Regions from separate parts of the Homo sapiens genome. Here regions 2 and 3 are each linked to region 1. Evidence: chromatin contacts called from ENCODE Hi-C or POLR2A ChIA-PET data. All regions are on one chromosome and are shown on one strand. Each heading gives the region's core, a stretch centred on a gene start or an enhancer-like site at or near the end of the contact. The rest is flanking DNA. Distances are from core to core; before and after follow the strand shown.

Region 1 (2,500 bases), core at 1-2,500:
CAGGCACCGCTTCTCTCTCCTACACTCAACCCCTCTCCCACTCCACTGCCTCTCAGTGTGCAAAAACAGTAAGAAGTGTCCCGTATTTTCAAAATCTCTCCCCTGTAGTTCCCACCTGACTTCTAGTCGTAGGTGGCCAAAGTACAGTGTTTTTGAAGGATTGTTTTATTCCCAGTGCCTGGAATATGGTAGGATCTCAACAACTGTTGTTTCAATAAAGGAATGACCAAATGGGTGAATACTAATGTAACAATATCAATTCTGTTTCTTTCATAATTATTCTCATAAGTGTTAGCTTTCTTAAAAAATCATCTTCACAATTGGACCTAGACATTTTATCTTTCCCAGCTCAAGATGGATAAACTCAGAATGACAGGCCAGGCACCGTGGCTCATGCCTGTAATCCCAGCACTTTGGGAGGCGGAGGCGGGTGGATCACTTGAGACCAGGAGTTCAAGACCAGTCTGGTCAACACGGTGAAATCCCATCTCTACAGAAAATACAAAAAAGTTAGCAGGGCGTCGTGGCGCTCGTCTGTAATCCCAGCTGCTCGGGAGGCTGAGGCAGGAGAATCGCTTGAGCCCGGGAGGCGGAGGTTGCAATGAACCGAGATCGCCCTACTGCACTCCAGCCTGGGCAACACAGCGAGTCCCCGTTCCAAAAAAAAAAAAAAAAAAAAGACTCAGAATGACACATTCTTAATGTCTTAATGTATAATGAGAAGTATAACTATTCAGAAGTCCAAGCACTTGTGTGTGCATGGTGCTATCGTCTTGCTGTAGGCAAACCTACATGGGAATCCACCTTGACACATAGGCCACTTCCTGAGCCTGGACCCAGTCTCAGAGCTGGGGAACTGGCCCAATGCAAAAGGGTCGGGAGCATCTGCAACAGAGACTGAGCTCTATCAGCTTCGGTGACATAGCCTCCATTCACGCTCCCCAACTCAGCAGAGAGAGCACACCATCAGACTTCTAAGACTTAGTAGCCAAGAAGTGTTGAATTAAACTCTCTGAGACCTCTCTTTAGTCTGACCCTGGCAGCCTCAGTCTCCCAGAGCCTGTGGGAACTCGGCAGCCGAGAGGCAGAAGGCTGGGCGACGTCCGGAGAAGAAGAAACGGGGGAAGAACTTTTCTCTTACGATCTGGCTTTACTCTCACGCGCACAGCCGAGTCCCTGGGGACCCAGCAGAGGTCCGAAGCGGAGCGGGGCGGGGCGGGGCTACGGAAGCTGGCGAGGCCGAGCCCCTCCTAGTGCTTCCGGACCTTGCTCCCTGAACACTCGGAGGTGGCGGTGGATCTTACTCCTTCCAGCCAGTGAGGATCCAGCAACCTGCTCCGTGCCTCCCGCGCCTGTTGGTTGGAAGTGACGACCTTGAAGATCGGCCGGTTGGAAGTGACGACCTTGAAGATCGGCGGGCGCAGCGGGGCCGAGGGGGCGGGTCTGGCGCTAGGTCCAGCCCCTGCGTGCCGGGAACCCCAGAGGAGGTCGCAGTTCAGCCCAGCTGAGGCCTGTCTGCAGAATCGACACCAACCAGCATCATGTCCATGACACTGGGGTACTGGGACATCCGCGGGGTGAGTGAGGGTCCGCTGCACTGTGGGACCGGGCGCGTGGGCGGGAAGTGCCGAGCGGCTGGGGACCGGCTCTAGGGACGGTTCCCTCCTTAGGGCTATCTCTCACAGGAGGGCCTGTGCATGCCTGTGTGTGTGTGTGTGTGTGTGTGTGTGTGTGTGTGTGTGCGTGCGCCGGGGTGGGGGGGGGGTGCAGTGCAGTGTAGACTAGGGGCTCACCTGGTGCAGAGAAAGTCACCAAGTCAGGGACCCTCCATCTCTGACACGACCTGCGGGCCATCTCTTCCAGCTGGCCCACGCCATCCGCCTGCTCCTGGAATACACAGACTCAAGCTACGAGGAAAAGAAGTATACGATGGGGGACGGTAATGACACCCTTGTGTCCGGGCTCTGCCCACTCACGCTGAGTTGGCACCAAGCAACCCATGGTGGCCACCTGTGGCTACCTCTGCAGGCCTCCCCTGCTGGAGCTGCAGGCTGTCCCTTCCCTGAGCCCCGGTGAGGGAGTCCTGTGGCCTTGCAAGGCAGAATGCTGGGGCGGGATGCTGGGCCCCCTGTTTAATTGGGTTGGGTGTCCCTCAGAGCTTCCCTAAACCCTGGAAGCCTTAGCCGTGTGGGGTCCAGAGCCCTCAGCGGGATTCTTTGTCCCTGAACCCTGGGATGTGGGACTGAGTGGTCAGATTCTAGATCCACCTGTCTCAGGGATCTTGCCACTGGTTCCTTGGGAGGGTCCCCGGGAAGGAGGGCTGGGCTCTGGGGAGGTTTGTTTTCACTTCTTCTTCCCCACGGCAGCTCCTGACTATGACAGAAGCCAGTGGCTGAATGAAAAATTCAAGCTGGGCCTGGACTTTCCCAATGTAGGTGCAGGGGAAGGGGCGGTTTTGGGGGAAAGTGCGACGTGTCTCTGACTGCATCTCCTCTCCCCA
Region 2 (3,341 bases), core at 220-2,719, 160 kb after region 1:
CCTTGTCTGTGTGAGCCTCCTGTAACAATGTAAACTAGTCAGATATTAGTCTCTCCCTAAATTATCTCACTACATTGGTTTCAGCTACAAAACTAGGAACAATTCAAATGCCCATCAGCAGGGTAACTTAATCGTGGTTCAATCACATGGCCGAGAGTGGGGGGATCCTCCGCAGCCTTTAAAAAGATGGAAGAAATGCTCTATGTACTGCCATGAAAGGCACCCAGAATAAACCATTTATTGAAAAAACCCGGTTGAAAAACAGAATGTATAGTATATAATGCCATTTGTGGTTTTTCAAACTGTAAGTCTGTGGTTCTATCTGAATAGAAAAAGGTCTAGAAGGAAGGTTGCTTGCACAACAAATTTTATAATGATCCCTGGGGGCTAGAATTCCGCAGGCTTTGCATTTTCTATTTTTTCTACTCCTTTATTGAATTTGTATAGTGTAATAAAAAGATTTTTTTAAAGAAAATTTTTACAGTGCTGGCCTCTGGTCTGTAGCTCCCTATTTCCCTCTGTGGCAGTAACTGGAGGCCTCAAGGGAGCTGCCACATCCTGAGTGTGTAGCTAAACACCCCTGCTGCTCCAGGAAACTCCAGCCTTGCTTGGCCTGTTTTTGGGTCTGTAAGAGACAACTCCAGGGTGGGTAGGGCCTCAGGGGCAGGGCCGTGTACCCAGTCATCCTGAGCCTGGTGTACCACCTGGTGCCAGGTGGTGAAGAGTGACTGGGCCAGGATGCCAGGGGGTGGAGTGGTGAGTTGCTGGTCTGCTTTGTTAGAGGAAGATGTCGGCATGGGTAGTAGGCTGAATCATAATCCCCAAAGACTTTGGATCCTAATCCCTTCGTATCAGTGAATGTTACTTTATATGGAAAAAAAGGTCATAGCAGATGTGATTAAGGATCTTGAGATGGGCAGATAGTTTTGGACTATCCTAGTAGGGCCTAAATGCAATCACAGATACCCTTAAGAGAGAGGCAGAGGGAGATTTGTCAAAACAGAAGAGGAGAAGGCCATGTGACTACAGAGGCAGAGACTGGAGTGATGTGGCCACAAGCCAGGGAATGCTGGCAGCCACCAGAAGCTGGAAGAGGCCAGGCACAGATTCTCCCACGACACCTCCAGAGGGCGTGCAGCCTGACTGAAACTGGATTTTGGCCCAGTGATACTGATTTTGAACTTCTCTGCCCTCTGGAACTATGAGAGAATCCATTTCTGTTGTTTTAAGCCACCAAATTCATGACGATCTGTGACAGCAGCCACAGGAACCTGACATAGCTGTCAAAAGTGAGGCTGGCCTGCAGCTGTTCAGCGTGCTCTTTCCTGAGGGCCTGCCTTCCTCACTCCAAGCTGCCCAGGCTGAAAAGAAAATGAGGCTGCTTCCTCTAGACATCCTTGAGAGGGGCTTATCTAATGAGTTCTGGCACTTGTGAGGAGGGGTGTGTGGATGTGGAGCCTACTCTTGCTCTCCACTAGCCTGGCTGGTGGTGAGGGGTTGCCCAGCAACCACAGAGGCTGGCAGGGCTCCCCACTGTGCCCTGGTTTCTCCTCAGAGCAGTTCTTGCCCTGAGTATTGTTAGAGTGCAGAGGCTATTAAAAAAAATGAAAACACCAACCCTCAAAATAACTTCCCAGGTTCTAAAAATGGAATTCTGCCCAGTAGTAATATTTCTCATTCTTGCAATAGTAAAATTTCTCACTTCCTCGTGCTCTGTAGGCTTGTGTCTGGCCCAAGAGGGAACTGCTATTAATGGCAATTTCTGCCTGATGTAATCCCCTTGGTGAGCCACCTGCCTGTGGATGGTGACACTCCTTTACCCAACAGGCCTTGCACCCTCCTCCACAGAACCTCCCGCAGCGTGTTAGGTTTTTGTCTGCTTTGATTGATATCCATAGTCTCTCTTGGTTCAGAAAATAATAACAACAATGATAATCAACCAATTACTTATATAGCTCTTATAATTGTCAGGCATTGTCCCAAGCACGGAATGTTTATTAACCCATACACTGCTCATGACTGTCCTGTGGGGTAGCTATTAGTATTATCCTCCTTGTACAGATGAGAAAACAAAGTCATGGGGAGGTTAAGAACATGTACAAGGGCACATAGCTACCAAGTGGCTGAGCTGGGGTTTGAACCCAGCCTGAAGGGCTCTGGGATCAGAGCTCTTACCTCCTGCATTGTATTGGCTGGCTGGAGGAAGGATGGGGAAGCCTTTCTCTGTGCAAAGCGAGCTGTCCTGGGCAGCTGATTTGGGCTTGCCCCCGGTGGGCCCTTGAGGTCTTTTGAGATCAGGGCTGTGATTGCCTGGAGAGGTCTCCCAGCAGCACACACTCTACCTTAGTGCCTTCCATATTCTCTTCCTGCTGGGGTCATTGCAAAGCCTGTGACTATGAGCAGGGTGAGGAATTATCCTTCAGATTTTGGGCACAGACCTCAGATGGGTGTCCCGGAGGAACCAATGTAAAGTCCTCAGGCCTGGGTGTGGGGTGAAGCTGGTTCCATTCTGCTCACATTTACTGGGCAGTGTGTGGATAAATAGCCCACAAGAGCGGAGGATGGTCCTGGGTGCTGAGACTAGAAGGGGAGCAGCCTCCTTTCCTCTCCTCATGGGAAGGACCTGTGGGAGAGGGGCAGGAGGAGGACGAGTGGCCTCCCCCAGGGCCCTGGGGTGAAATGAACAGGTGCCCATTCTCTCTGTCCTGCCCAGGGATGGCCTGATGTCTTACATGAACAGAGCCTAGAAGTTGGAGTGAAGAGACCTGGCTTCTAGTCCTCGTTCTCCCAAGTTTGAGGTGAGGTATCACTCTCTCTGTGTCCCAGACTTCCCCTCTGTAAACCAAGGGATTGGATGCGCTTTGATACAAAAAATCCCTCTCTAAAACCCATAACTGATCTGCAAATCCAAGTTGGTTTGCTGTGTTTTCTCTGTGAGACAGCAAGCCACAAGCAGCCAGATCCAATGCTCACTTTCAGCAACTCCTGTCATTTTGTCACTGTGCTTGCCTCTCTTCCCTCACTAGCGAAATAGGGATTAAAACACTCATCTCAGAGTTGTGAGCCTTGAAGGAACATCGCATGGAAAGGCCCTTCTTGGAAAGGCAGAGCCCTGCCCTATGGGACCCATCAGAGAGGGGCCCCTGCTCACCTGGACTCAGATGGGGCTGGGGGTGTGGATACTGGGATCTTCTGGAGGTAAAAGGAAACCAGGTGAAGAGATTGCAGACTGGCAGCTCTGACCTGGACAGGCAGACACATTTTTTGGTCCAGCAAAAATAGCACACTAGAAAAAAAATTCTAAGTGTCTTCCTGGGGAGAGGATAAGTTCCACTCTCTAG
Region 3 (3,341 bases), core at 237-2,736, 130 kb after region 1:
TCATTTTGCTCTCAGTCAGTCAGCAAGCATTTACTGAGCTGTAGAGATATCCTGGCTGAGAGCTCAGGCTCTGAAGCCTGACGCCTGGGGCTACAGAAATGAAACCCTCCCGTCCCCTGCTCACCTCTGGTGCACCTGGAGCATAAAGAGAAAAGGCAAAGGCTCCACCGCTGGATGCTGGCTTCACTTTGGCTTCTCCCTGCTGCCTAGTTACTGAGAAGAAAAAAAATACGGCAGGAAGCCCCATATAGACCATTTTTTCCCTCTGTTCTGTGCAAGAGTTACCTTGGTAGTCTTCAGGTGACTCAGCACTGGGGTTTACTATGGAGGGTGGGTCTGGGGGTGGCGAAGGGGAGCAGCTTTCTGGGGACTTTCAGACACAGGAGTAAGGAGGCCATTTGTGTTTTGGGGTCTGTAAAGAAGGAGCCCCAACCCCAGTGTGGATCCTGGGGAAGGAAAAGGGACTCAGACTCTGACCGCAAGGGGTGGACCTGAAGCCCCAGCAAACTGTCAGCCATCCTCTGCCATCCTTGAAGTCAGCCCCCAGAAGATGCATGTGGCCTGTGTGGTGCTCTGGTTGGCACAGGACACTCAGCCTTCTGACCACGTGGGAGCAGTTATCCACAGGTGCCACCTCAGTGGGAACGGGTCAGCGTCCTGGTTCTCCTGGCCAAGGTGCAGAAGTTGGAGCCTCTACCTCCCCCTCCACTTTTTGAGTACATGAGACCTGGAGGTTCTTGGGCAATTTGAAAGGAGAGGAAGATTCCAGAGGAAGGTATGTTTTTCTTTCAAGTATAGTAAATTAGGTCTGGATGGTTTTAATTGAAATTATACAAATCGAAGAAATGCAATAGTATTTGTACCTCCAATATCTGCTATCACTCAGTGGTCACAAAAACATCAGTTCCTATTTATCAAAAGCTTATGGTATGCCAGGTCTCCCATTTACATTGTTTTATTTAATCTTCAGGACAAGGTAGGTACTTTCTGTCACCATTTTACAGATGAGAAAACTGAGGCTCTCTACAGAGAGGTTAACTAACTTTCCCAAAGTCACACAGATAGCAAAGCTGTGGATTGGGCTTATAACCCACATGTCTTTCACTCCAAAGTCCTTCGACCACAAGGTCCACTCTATTGCTCTGTCTGGGGGTTCTCTGAATCTGTGGGGACCCCAGAAGATATGGACCTGCAGGGAGAAGCCATGGGATCTGGAGGCCCAAGGCCTAAGGAGACCGTGGGGCCTCCTTCAGGTAACTGTCTTCGGCAGCAGCTGCATCCCATTACACTGTGGACAGCAGTCTTTAGAAAGCCACCTTCTCCTGGGCTGCAAAGGAACAGGGTGACCACAGCCTATGAACCCTTGGGGCCCCTTGAGTTCCCACTGCCTGCCCGGCAGGGTTTCACAAACGCATTGACATTGATGTTGACAGGGCAGCCTGTGTGGAGGGTGCAGGAAGCCCAGAGGCCTGTGGCTGCCAGCATTGCTCAGAGTTTCCGCTGAGCTCTTCCTGCAGGGCCCTCCTCAGGGCTCTGCTAGCCAGCGCCCCCTGTCTTGAGGCCTTCGTGGACCCCAGCTGGCTCTGAGACAAGCTCAACTGACTCCAGGGCCTCTGAAGGGCTAGGAAGGCCCCATTTTCTGGGTGCCGAGCCTTGGGTTAGCTTCAGAGGCCCTGGTGATAGCCTCAGGATATCTGAAGGTTTCTTAGGACCAACGCCACCAGGTGGGACAGAGGCAGTGCTACTTCCAGTCAGAAGATCCAAGTTCCACTCTCAGATCCAACACTCGCTGGTTCTGCAACCTCAGGCGGGTGTCTTTCCCTCACCGAATTCCCTCCCCTATCTACCTCACAGGGCTGTTTAAAACCCTTGGCAACAGGAAAACACTCGGCCAGTATTGGTGGCCCTAGTAAGGCTGTGGGCTGACTGTGGGCCTGCCCCTAATTGGTCTTCTCACCTGGAAACTCAGCGAAGAGGCTGGACTTATGGGTTCCAGAAGAGGGGCAGGGCATTCCAGGAGGAGAGAGGGCTGAGCCCAGGCACAGAGTTCAGAACACACAGGAAAGAATTGAGCTCTGTGCCAGAAACTGTTCTAAGCATTTTACACATAATAACTCATTTACCTCTCTCATCGTTCCCATGAGGTAGGCATTACTTCACCCCATTTTACAGATGAGGCAATGGAGGCACAGAGGGGTAAAGTAACTTGCTCAAGATCCCATCGCTAGAAGTGGGGAGCCAAGATTTGGACCTGGGCAGTCTGGGAGGAGACCACCAGTGGAGGCAGCGGTGGTGGGACTGGAAAGGTTGGGAGAAACGCCAGGGACTGGGCCGCATCTGCCCTGCTCACTGCTGCAAGGCCAGCGCCCAGAGCAGTGCTTAGCACATAGTAGGTGTTCTTAGCCTGTTCCTGATACATGAGCTCCGCAGGTGTGGCTACCTTGCTTGTCTGGGGACGCTGACATTTCACACAACACAGAGAGGTTGGGGTTGCTGCCTCTGCCTTTGGGCTGAGATTCAGCCCTTTTCAGTGGGGCTATTGGACCCCTACAGCGGGAGGGCCCCTTGTAGGAAGGCAGAAATTTAAAATCGTTCCTTAATCTCCCTTTGGCCCCCTCCTGTTAGGGCCAGCCTCGCCTCCTGTACCTCCCTGGGGAGTGTTTTTAGCTCCCAGAACTTGGGATCCAGGTGGGCTGGGGGGCTGGGGGAATGCAGACAAACGGAGAAGCATGTTCGCTGCCGGCAGAGGCTGCTGAGAGACCAGCCTGTTTGCATGGCTGGAGCGCTGGGGGCTGGTGAGAAAGGAAGCTTCCTACTCTGCAGCACTCAGACCCCACTAGGAATGTGGCTTGGGGCCAGGATCCCTCTGGGCAAGAAAGGATGACTCAGCAGAAACAGCGTCCTGGCCCCACAGGACAACTGGAGCCGCTGCCCTGGGGGCTGGTACCAAGTGGCAGAGCTGCTGAATTAATGACCCCTCCACCTCAGCTTCATCTCCACCCTCCTACACCTCATCCCCCACTCCCACTCTCCCAGGCCTCCTTTAGAAGCCGTTCTCTGGGCTGGGGTTTTAAGACTCTCAGAGTGGCAAGACCTGGCCCCCTCCAGAAACTTTCAGACGGAATTGGGAGGCGCCCCGAGGCTGGAATTGATAACTGGCGAGGGGAGGCAGCCAGCCTTCGAGGACCCCCGGGCCTGCCAAGGGAGTCAGCATGGAGTGAGGGGTGCATGGGGCAGTGGCGGGAGCTGGCCTGGGCGGGGGCCTGGGGAATTCCAGCCCAGGAGAGCCAACTGGAAGCACATGTGTTTAGATGGGCACGGAACCCATAAAGCTGCTTCTT

The links. Hi-C counts contacts between places; a loop is a spot of excess contacts on that map. ChIA-PET counts read pairs that join two places held with the same protein, here RNA polymerase II (POLR2A). Pooled maps may share reads with other maps.
Region 2: a pooled map shows a loop between it and region 1 (4-fold over the local background). The contact joins the enhancer-like site here to the promoter of GSTM4 in region 1. A Hi-C loop is called at or near these places in 7 of 50 pooled maps. POLR2A ChIA-PET finds 5 or more read pairs at or near these places in 3 of 52 experiments (Caco-2, K562 and activated CD4-positive, alpha-beta T cell).
Region 3: a pooled map shows a loop between it and region 1 (2.9-fold over the local background). The contact joins the enhancer-like site here to the promoter of GSTM4 in region 1. A Hi-C loop is called at or near these places in 4 of 50 pooled maps. POLR2A ChIA-PET finds 5 or more read pairs at or near these places in 2 of 52 experiments (H1 and activated CD4-positive, alpha-beta T cell).

What each region holds. Positions count from the first base shown.
Region 1 is chr1:109,654,849-109,657,348 of GRCh38, forward strand. It overlaps GSTM4 (glutathione S-transferase mu 4), which reads left to right and starts at 1,251. Exons shown (of 8, transcript NM_000850.5): 1 at 1,251-1,577; 2 at 1,864-1,939; 3 at 2,367-2,431. The coding sequence starts at 1,542. RefSeq lists enhancers at 969-1,018, 1,892-2,477.
Region 2 is chr1:109,814,927-109,818,267 of GRCh38, forward strand. No RefSeq gene overlaps it. Among named protein-coding and RNA genes, the nearest start is that of LINC01768, 11 kb to the right of the region's middle. RefSeq lists enhancers at 1,301-1,420, 1,571-1,620 and a silencer at 1,791-1,870. Within about 2 kb of position 1,470, at least 5 of the 41 ENCODE cell types and tissues checked have a DNase peak (open chromatin) inside an H3K27ac peak, as active enhancers do.
Region 3 is chr1:109,789,470-109,792,810 of GRCh38, forward strand. No RefSeq gene overlaps it. Among named protein-coding and RNA genes, the nearest start is that of EPS8L3, 27 kb to the left of the region's middle. RefSeq lists an enhancer at 1,691-1,750. Within about 2 kb of position 1,487, at least 16 of the 41 ENCODE cell types and tissues checked have a DNase peak (open chromatin) inside an H3K27ac peak, as active enhancers do.